2 separate regions of the Mus musculus genome follow, and region 2 is linked to region 1. Evidence: chromatin loops called from intact Hi-C (ENCODE). Cell type or tissue: heart. All regions are shown on one strand. Links, peaks and the distances in the headings refer to the core of each region. The heading gives the core; the rest is flanking DNA. Region 1 holds the start of Prmt3 (protein arginine N-methyltransferase 3). Region 2 has its middle 9.7 kb from the start of Gm33015.

The links. Peaks named below come from ENCODE experiments on the same cell type or tissue, not always from the same donor. Only the 100,000 strongest peaks of a DNase experiment are listed, where the experiment ranks them.
Region 2: it touches region 1 in a loop (5-fold over the local background); 2 of 42 quality-filtered maps call a loop at or near these places.

What each region holds. Positions count from the first base shown.
Region 1 is chr7:49,774,913-49,780,292 of GRCm38, reverse strand. Prmt3 (protein arginine N-methyltransferase 3) reads right to left here and starts at 1,935. Exons shown (of 16, transcript NM_133740.2): 1 at 1,792-1,935; 2 at 1,580-1,712. The coding sequence starts at 1,816. In heart, for the core only: a CTCF peak has its summit at 2,062 (motif pointing left); DNase peaks (open chromatin) are centred at 1,542 and 1,972; H3K4me3 peaks cover 1,448 bases; H3K27ac peaks cover 1,103 bases.
Region 2 is chr7:51,431,706-51,437,085 of GRCm38, reverse strand. No RefSeq gene overlaps it. Among named protein-coding and RNA genes, the nearest start is that of Gm33015, 9.7 kb to the left of the region's middle. In heart, for the core only: a CTCF peak has its summit at 2,004 (motif pointing right); no DNase peak of the experiment used is centred there.

The sequences.
Region 1 (5,380 bases), core at 103-5,102:
AGAGTCTCCTGGAACAGTCTCAGAGGAGGTCAAAATACTGAATGTTAGCACTTCCTCCAGGCTCCACCCAACAGTTACCTAGCAACAGCCTACCCCCTCCCTTCCCCTCCATTCCTCTCCTCACCTTCCCTCTCTCTTTCTCCATTTACTCTCTCCCTCTCTCTCTTCCCTTGTGACCCTGGCTGGCCTTTCCTCCTCTTCCTCTCTCTTTCTGTCCTTCTCTGTCCCCCTCCCTCTGCCTCTACCCCCTTCCCCAGGGTCCCTAAACCTGTCCTTTGGCAGATTCCTCAGGGGGACTCCTCAGCAAGTCCCAAGAGGAGCTCCCTCCCTCTGGCGTTACACCACAACCGTTTTAGACAACACTGAATACCCCAAATTTACCCAGAGGCTTCTGGGTAATAAAGCTCTCTCTGATATATTTGGTTTCTCTCAAGTCACAAAAGTTCCCTAGTTGAGCCTCTTTCCCCTCCCTCTGAACCCAGCATAGTGTTTTTAGACACAAAGCACACAATTATACAGCTGGCACATTCCCAAAGTGCCAGATTTCAAGTGACCTTGGTAGTCCTACAGCACCTGCACTACAGCGTGAAGAATAACACTTCTTTTGTATGTAACCTCCAACACTGAAGGACACGAACGAATATACAGCAGAGACTCCGCACTTCACTTCTGTATGCCTAGCACACAGGCAACTCTCAATGTCTGCCAAGACAGGTCATCTGGATCATCCTCGCAGCCTATCACAGGGCACTGCACCACAGATGCTCAATAAATACAATAAATACGAGTGTGCAGTCATTCTCCTCTCCAATGAGGCGCCACCTAGGACCACTAATATGCCACCAGTCAGCACCAGGAACCGACACAGGGGGCGGGACCCAGCAGCGCTAGTCAACATCAATCACCCCTTTTTCAGCCAAGTCACTTCCATCTAAGATGCAGGATTTTAAGTGAAAAGAAGGTGTGTCCTAGGAATATAAACAGCAGCTTCGTGACCTTGAACAAGTTGGTGGCTCTGCAGCCTCATTTTCCCCTAAGTACAAAGAGCATCAGTTCCTCCCTCAATCATGGAAGTGAGCTAGTTCTGTCTAAATGGCTCAGTTGAATGTTACATGAGAAGAGAACGTCCTATTATAGGATGGTAGAAATGGAAGCGCGCTTCCAGTCTATGCGCTTTCAAAGTCTGGTATCCAAGGAACAGAATGAAAAACACCCAGCCTTCATGGAATCCCTAATTTAGGACTAAGGTGTGAAGTTCAGATTTTTTCTGGGTGTGTTTTCGAGAGGGTCTAGCTTGGTGACTCAAGGCTGGCCTGGGATTCCTGACCATTCTCCTGCCTCAGCCTCCAGAGTGATGGTATGCCAGGCCTGACTTAGTATGGGGGGTGGGGGGGGGGAATTAGAGTGAGGGGTGGGGTTGACTGGGCTGCAGAGGCAAACCCAGAGCGCGGTCCCCGGCTCCGCCCCCCCCGGACCACGTGAGCAGCCCCTTGTCAATCAACCGTCCCGCGCGGGCCGGAGCCTCGGGCCCGCCACGTGCTCGCTGGCGCTGCGGCGCGCCTTCCACACCGGCACGAACCTGTCACAGAACAGGCAGGGTGTGTGCTGCCGGCCGTGCGCGGGCTCAGTGTCCGCGTCCTCGTCCTCCCAGCCCGCGTCGTCTCCGCTGTCCGACAGTTCCAGGGGCTCCGGCCCCAGCTCGGCGCCACGGCCTGCAGAGCACACACGGTCAGCACCGAGACCCGCGCCCGCCCACCCGCGCCCCGCCGCCCTACGCGAGGGGGCACCCACCGTTCCCCGCCGCTAGCGAACACATGGCCGCCGACCAAGCGCGCGGCCGCACAGCGCGGCACCGGAGCCGGGAACGAGCGGCGCGGGTGCGCGGGAGCCCCCAAAGCGATCCACACGCGGAGCGTGAACCGTCCGGAGAGCGCTTCCGGGTCACGTGGGCGTAGGGGGCGGGGCACCGCTCTCCGGCTTGGACGCTTGCGCAACCGAGGCGCCGGCGCTTACAAGGTTGAGCACCGACTTATCGCAGCGCCCTCTGGCGGCAGAGATGGCCAATGCAGGCCAGGCTCGGAGGCTCTGGGGAAGACAAGAAAGCCCCTTAAATTAACCTGTATGCTGATGTATGTGGGTGTGCACTCAAGCCCCACACCCCTACTAGGGGTTAAAGTGATAAAGTGAGAACCATGGGCTTTACAAACACCCTAAGTTTGAACTCTATTTCTGAATGCTTGAATTCTAAGCATGAGCAGGTAACCTGCCTTCTCTTGGCCTCAGTTTCCTGACTGGTAAAGCACTCTCATGACTGCAGTAACCTGATGGTTATGGTAAGACTTACACGTGTGTGAAAAGTTTAGGCATTAACTTGAGCCTATACAATGGAAACAGGTGGACTGTGTGATATGTGCCAACAAATGCTCTCTGCCCTGCCTGTGGGGTTAGGGAGGATACCAGGGTTCCCGAGTCTCAGGCTGCCTCCTTTCTAATATTCCTAGTATCTAACAGTGGAGTTCCCTTAGGCAGGTGGGAAGCAGTAATTCTGGGTAGGTAAAGCCTCCAGGCTGCAGATGAGGCTGGACTCTGCATGGGGCATGTTTGAGGACATGGCCAGCTAGGCCTGCATAGTATAGTGTCAGACAGCTCAGTTCAACTTCCCACCATGCACACCCTCGAGCCAGTGTACTGCTGATCACTGAAGCTCTTTGGTGGGCAGTTCCTCTTCCCCTCTGTTGTGTTTTATAAAAAGATAAAGGGAGAAGGGATATGTTTTGGTGGAGGTGTAGTCAGGTGGGGGGGGGGGGGGAGTGGTGCCTCTGCGGGCCCATGCTGAGGCACCTCTTCCCCCTGAGGGCATGGTATAGTAATAGTATAGAATAGAGTTTATTCAGGGCATGGGGAGGGGAGTTAAGAAGGTAATAGAGACAGAAAAAGGCAGAGAGAGAGAGAGAGAGAGAGAGTAGCGGATTAGAGGAGTAGAGGCCAGCCATGAGCACGTGGAGAGAGAGGGGGGAGGGAATGGGGAGAGAGGGGGGCAGGAGCCAGAAGGCAAGAGGACTCAGAGGGGACAAGCAGCCCCTTTTGTAGTGACTCAGGCATACCTAGCCAGGTAACAGGGGGGGGGGTGCTAACACCCTCCCCCAACAGGATTTTGCTCACATCATAATTTTTTAAAATATTTTTGAGAATATCACACAGTGTCTCTTGATCATATGCCTCCCACTCCTCCTCTTAATTCCTCTCAGATCCATCCACTCCCATGGCCCTACCCCTCACCTTTATATCCTTTTAAAAAACAATAACATGGATTCCAGTTTCTGGGGTCCATATACTCTGGGTTGGGGGACAACCACAGGAGTGTGGTCAACCTACCAGAGGTCACAGCCTTAAAGAAAACTCCCTCTCTGAGAAACATCCACTGTCATAGCTCCTCAGGAGTGGGTACTCAAGAATCCCCAGCCACGCCATGTTAGAATGCTGACTGGCTTCTCTCGTGCAGGCAACCCCAGCTGCTAGCTTTACGAGTGGTCCTGGTATGTGCAGAAGACGGTTTCCCTCCAGTCCTCCCAACCTCTTACAGCCTGCCTACCCCTTGTGAAGGTTTGAATAAGTATGGTCCTCCCCACAGAATCATATGTTTGAACGCTTGGCCCATGGAGAGTGGCACTATTAGGAGGTACGGCCTTGTTGGAGTATGTGTGGCCTTGTTAGAGGAAGTGTGTCATTGTGGAAGCAGGCTTTGAGGTCTCCTATGCTCAAACTCCACACAATGTGGAACTCAGTCCCCTTCTACTGCCTTTGGATCAAAATGTAGAACTCTCAGCTCCTCCAGGACCATGTCTGCCTGCACAATGCCATGTTTCCCACCATGATCATAGACTAAACCTCTGAAACTATAAGCCAGCCCCAATTACATGTTTTCCATTATAAAAGTTGTCTTGGTCATAGTGGTCTCTTCACAACAATAAAACCCTAACTAAGATGCCCCCCTTCCCAGTCACATCAACCATTTCTAAAAACAGGTTGTGTTACTCTGGGAACAGCCCAGGTCTTCCTTATTGTCTATTACTGTCTATTATCTTCTCCACCTCCTCTCCCTCCTCTTCCTCTCTTTTTCTCTTTCCCAAATACCCCATTCCATGGTCTGGCTCACAGAAGAGGACAGGGTCCATCACATCACCTTCTGAAGCTCTCTGACATCCTAGGACATTGCCAGATATCTGCTGGCCCTCTTGGCTAGCAGACTGCTCAATGACTTATCACCACCTTGATAGGAGCACCTGCTGAACAAATGAATGAATGTACAGCCTTTCTTTATCTGGGCCCATCCGACTCTCTCTCTGCATAAACTTCTCTCTCCAGCAAGCCACATTTTTCTCTGTTGAAGGAACCTGCTGAACCATAGTGGTGCCCAAATGTTGATGGTGACAGTAATTAATGCCAGTCTAGAGGCCCAGAACCTTCTGTGAGGCTGACATCTCGCTACAGTACAGGGCTTGGGTATGGGCTATTTTCTCTCCTACTCATGAAGATAGATCCTTCCAACATCACTCTACTCTGTTATTGAGATCTGACTGTAGACTTACTCGCTCCTGAATGTTTGATGCGCAGAAACAGTAGAGAGTAACTTAAAACTGGCCACTGAGTCTAGCCGTCTCCAGAGCCCACAAGGCTCAGTGTATTCTTATGGGTATCCCCAAAGGCTGCTTCCCTTCTCTTCTCAAAGCCCAAGACTGTTATGATGGGAACACATCCAGCTCCTCCAAGCCCAGCCATGAGGGAACCCACCAGCAGGAAGAAAACTTCTACTTTTGAGATGGGGTTTTACTATGTAGTCCTGGAAGACCTTGATCCTTGCGCCTCAGCCTCCCTGGTGCTAGGATTACAGGCAGGCATCCAGCTCTGTCTCCTTGAAGCTCACTTGCCAAGATCCCAGACTGCTCTAGAAGAGTTGACATTGACAATGTCTGCTGTCTTCCAGGAATACAAACCCATACTACAGGGAACGGTATTCACTCAGCAGTGTCCACCAAAAGTTGAAATGTAATCAGGACAATAGACAGTCATTGAAGTCAAGTGACTTAGATCCCCCAGCACAGAAGCTGCACCTGTCCCATGATGTAACTGGCACAATGTGCTCCTCTGGGCACTGCCCCTTCCCTCTGTTTTCCTTTCCTGCCTGTTTAATGTGTATCATCGAAAGAAGGCTGGAAACATAGCTCCATTGGTAGACTTCTTACCTAGCATGCATAAAGCCTTGGGTTCAATCCCAGCACTACAGAAACCAGGCATGATGGGGCAAATTTATAATCCCAACACTTGGGAGGTAGAGGAAGAAGAATCGCAAGTTCAAGGTCATCTTGGATTGCTTATTGAA
Region 2 (5,380 bases), core at 72-5,071, 1.7 Mb before region 1:
ATAGGACTGAGTGTTGAAGGTAATATCCTGATTATTGGTTGTGTTCATTTTTCTTGCCAATGGCATGATTTGATCCTTTACAACTGGGAAACCCCCATAGCCCAGCCTGTTTGCTAGTTAATTGGGTTCTTGTAGACTTGTTTCTTAGGTGAGTGATTTTGTGTGTCATGGTCATCTGCTGAATATAGAAAACTATTTTGAAGTAAAATCAACATCACACAAGAGTAAATGTAAGAAAGAAAATACAAGAAAAATATTAATAAAAACTTCTACACTCACATTGTATTTCCCCCATATTTTGAACTTTTGATGTCCTACTTTATCATCATAGTGCTCATCGATTTATAAATACAATTAGTTTTGAGGCTTTAGTCTTCATACTAAAGCTATATTCATTTTATGCTCTGTGTCTACACTCCTCCTGCATTGGGAGTCCAACTGTATGGTTGCTCTCACCATTTTTAGGGTCTATTGTGGGAAAGGTATGGTTGTGATAAATTATCTCTGGTATGTTTTTTTTTCCGGAACTTACCATACATTTCCATCATTTTAAAAAAGAGTAGGTTGATGGACCTAGAGGGCATCATCCTGAGTGAGGTAACCCAATCACAAAAGAACTCACATAATATATACTCACTGATAAGTGGATATTAGCCCAGAAACTTAGAAGACCCAAGATATAAGATACAATTTGCTAAACACATGAAACTCAAGAAGAATGAAGACCAAAGTGTGGACACTTTGCCCCTTCTTAGAATTGAGAACAAAACACCCATGGAAGGAGTTATAGAGACAAAGTTTGGAGACGAAAGGATGGACCATCTAGAGACTGCCCTATCCGGGATCCATCCCATAATCAGCCTCCAAACGCTGACACCATTGCATACACTAGCAAGATTTTGCTGAAAGTACCCAGATATAGCTGACTCTTGTGAGACTATGCCAGGGCCTAGCAAACACAGAAGTGGATGCTCACAGTCAGCTATTGGATGGATCACAGGGCCCCCAGTGGAGGAGCTAGAGAAAATACCCAAGGAGCTGAAGGGGTCTGCAACCCTATAGGTGGAACAACAGTATGAACTAACCAGTACCCCGGAGCTCTTGACTCTAGCTGCATATGTATCAAAAGATGGCCTAGTTGGCCATCACTGGAAAGAGAGCCCCATTATCTGCCTCAGTACAGGGGAATGCCAGGGCCAAGAAGTGAGAGTGGGTGGGGGAGCACGTGGGAAACTTTTGGGATAGCATTGGAAATGTAAATGAAATAAATACCTAATAAAAAACAAAATAAAAAAAAAGAAAGAAGAAAAAAAAAAGAGTAGGTTGTCTGGATGAAGTTTTCTTCTTTAAAGTATCCTATGTTGAAATTTTCTCCTTTGCTAGCTTTTTCTCTTTTGATACAGCACTGTGGCTAACTCAACTTGTTCATGACTAGACAGTAAGGTCCCTGTTGACACTGGTGATGTTAGGCGAGTTAGAGCACCTCACCTGGTACTTGGAATTTTATTACTTTAATAAGTTCCTCTTTGCCTTTCTTCTTTGAGAGCTTGATAATAAATGTCTTGGGATTGACTTGGCTGAGTTAAGAAATAACAGTCACATTTGGCTCCCCTGTATTAGATATAGGGTGTTTTACTGTTATTCTGTCTGTCTGTCTCTGTCTCTCTGTCTCTCTGTCTCTGTTTGCCTGTCTTTCTCTCTCTCATGTATTGTGCTTCTAGAACTCAAAATTTGTCCTTTGAATGCTGCTTCAAATTTCAGATAAGTGTTCTTCATTTTGTTCTCCTTCATGTGTCTTCAAACGGCATGTCTTCAAGCTCACCAATTCCTCCTTCCATTTGATATGTTCAGCTGTTGATGTTTCATATTTAAAATTTTGTCTAGAGAATACTGGGGTGTACAATTTTTGTTTGTTTCAGTCTTTGGTTATGTTAATCAATTTCCCTACTTTTAAGTACTTGGAGTCTTAAACTCCAGGTCTGTATTTCATGTGTTGTCATTCTTTCAGCACTAGATGGCACCCTAGGCCCAAGTTTGTCTATAACCATAGTTGGTGTCATCAGAATGGACTGGGTAGGGGTGTACCAAAAAAACCAAAACAAAAACCAAAACAAAACAAAAAACCACCAAAAAACAAAAAAAAAAACCACCAAAAAACCAAAACAAACAAACAAAAAAACCCCCCAAAAAAACAGATTTTAGAAGAAATGCTCTCAGTTTTTCTTTTTTTCCAGATTTACTGCAGTTTAGATATGGTTTTCTCTTATCCGTAGTTTCTTCAGGACTTTTATTGTGAAAAGTGTGTTGAATTCAAAAGGATTGTGTGACGTGATCTGTCCTAGGCTCCATTAAAATAGTGTATTATATTTACCGATTTGCATATGTTGAGCCAAATCTGCATCCTGGGTATGAAACCAGCATGATTGCGATGTACATCCTTCTTAATGTATTATCAAGTTCAGTTGGCAAGTCTTCTTTTGGCAGAAACTCAGCATCTATGTGTATCAGGGAGTTTGGTTTGTAGTTTCCTACTTTTGTTGTGTCTTTATGTGGTTTGGGTACCAGGGAATACTGATCTTGTGAGAGGGTTTTGGTAGTAGTGTTCTTTTCCTTTGATTTTTGTGGAACAGCTTGAGAAATATGGCATGCTGAATAGTTTTATGTCAACTTGACCCAAGCTAGAGTCATCTGAAAGGAAAGAGCCTCAATTGAGAAAATGCCTTCATAGAAGCATGCTATAGGAAGGTCTGTAGAAAACTTTCTTTATTAGTGATTGAGGGGAGGGCAAGCCCTTTGTTGATGGTGCCATCCCTGGACTGATGGGATTGAGTTTTATAGGAAAGCAGGCTGAGGAAGCTATGAGCAGCAAGCCAGTAAGCAGTGCCCCTCCATAGCTTCTGCATCAGCTCCTGCCTTCATATTCCTGCCCTCACTGCTTTTGATGATGAATTGTTACGTGGAACTTTAAGTGAAAATTAACCCTTCCCTCTCCAAGTTGTTTTTGGTCATGTTTCATCACAGAAATAGTAACCCTAAAAAAGACACATTGGCATTAAAATTTCATAAAAATTATGGTAGAATTCACCAGTAAATCTGTCCATTCCTGAGCTTTTGAGATTCCATCTTAACTCAGTCAGAATGACAATCATCAAGCAAACAAGTGACAACAGATGCTGACACAGAGGTACAGAAGGACTCCTTGCTCACTGGTGGTGAAAATGTAAACCAAAGGTAGAGTTTTCTCAAAACATGAAAACCAGAGATAGTACATGCATGGCCTAGCCTAGCCCTGCCACTCCTGGGCATATACCCCAAGGATTCTACATCTCCCCATAATAACACCTGCACACCAATGTTTATTGCCACAGTATTCACAACAACTGAGAAATTGGATCATCCTGAATTTCCATCAACAGGCAAGAAGGCAGTGAAAATGTGGCACAGAAACACAATGAAATATTACTTAGCTATAAGAAAAATATAATTATGAAATTTGCAAAAAACATATAGATCTAAAATATATTTTTTCAGAAAAGGAAGGAACATTTCTTCTCTATACCATAGTGATCACAACTCTCTGTTTCCTTCTCTTAATATTTGTTCATATACATATCTACATACATACATATATATGTGTATATACATTATAGAAGAGAAAGAAGCTTTAAAATTTTCTATTTTGTCGTAAATTATGTGTACTCTCTGTGTGTGTTTGAGGGGGGGGGAGCACAATGTCTGCAGAGTCCAAAGGAGGAGGGGTTGGATTTCCTGGAGCTCAAGTTACAGGTGGTTGTGAACTATCTGATGTACCTGTTAGGAACTCAACTCTGTTCCTCTGCAATGGCAGGACATGCTCTTAATCACTGGATCATCTCTCCAGCCTTTGAGAAGAAGTTTAACAGGAGTGTGAGAGGAGAAATAGATCACAGTAGAATATATGCGATATGGCAGTGGAAAAGCGAATCCTTGGATAGAAATGTGCAAATAAGGAGGGAACAGGGAAGTAAGAGGAACAATTAACCAAAACAAAAATGTGTGAAAATGCAAAGAAATCCTGTTGCTTTGCATGCTAATGTTAAAAAAGATAGAGCATCTCTACCTCCCTGCACTTGGAGACAGAGCCAGGTTCTCAGTGAGCAGCCTACAGTAAAATGTTTTCTGATCTGGGGTAAAGCTGTCCTCTCCATGGAGACCAGCCTTAGCATCTTATACAATGTATCATTTTTGCCCTCAAGCAGATAAGGAATGTCTTGTATTGTGAATATTTGGGGAAAGAGATGCACTTCACACTTTCACAGTTACCTCTACTGTACCCACAACTCCCAGAGACCCTTGTCAACACAAGGACAGATAAACAATTAAGGCCAATGCTGCTATGGTCTACCTTATACCACTTAGTGCTCCTGACTTAGCATTGTAGAACCCATCACGAATGATACTTTTTAGAATACATGTCAATATGGCTGGGGTCTTCAGGGTCCTCCTGCTGCAGAGAAGGGTCCAAAGGCTCTACTGAGCTCACTGGCCTACGGCAAGAAGTCACAGAAATCTTCCTAGTTTGGATTTCACAAGTCTAGTATTGAGTTCCAAGACAAAGCCATTTGTTTACTTTAATGTCTTACTCTCCCTTCTCAGAGATTACATAGATTTTCATAATGGTTTTTGTTGTTGTTGTTTTCCTTTTTCAGCAGCTTCATTGAAGTATAATTTACATACTAGAAATCCATTTTTCCCACCTTTTAGATTAGATATTTTCTTCATGTACATTTCAAATGCTACCACAAAAGTCCCCTATACACCCCCCTCCCCCCCCCCCCGCGCCCTGCTCCCCTACCCACTCACTCCTACTTCTTGGCCCTGGTGTTTCCCTGTACTGGGACATATAAAGTTTGCTAAACAAAGGGGCCTCTTTTCCCAATGATGGCCGAATAGGCCATCTTCTGCTACATATGCAGCTAGAGACATGAACTCTGGGGGTACTGATTAGTTCATATTGTTGTTCCACCTATAGGGTTGCAGACACTTTCAGCTCCTTGGGTACTTTCTCTAGCACCTATATTGGGGGCCCTGTGTTCCATCTTATAGATGACTGTGAGCATTCACTTCTGTATTTGCCAGGCACTGGGATAGCCTCACAAGATACAGCTATATCAGGGTCCCTTCAGCAAAATCTTGCTGGCATATGCAATAGCGTCTGCATTTGGTGGTTGATTATGGGATGGGCGCCCGAGTGGGGAAGTCTCTGGATGGTCCATCCTTTTGTCTTAGTTCCAAAATTTGTCTCTGCAACTCCTGTCATAGATATTTTATTTCTTATCCTAGGGAGTATCCATGCGTTGATCTTCCTTCTTGATTTTCTTGTGTTTTAGAAGTTGTATCT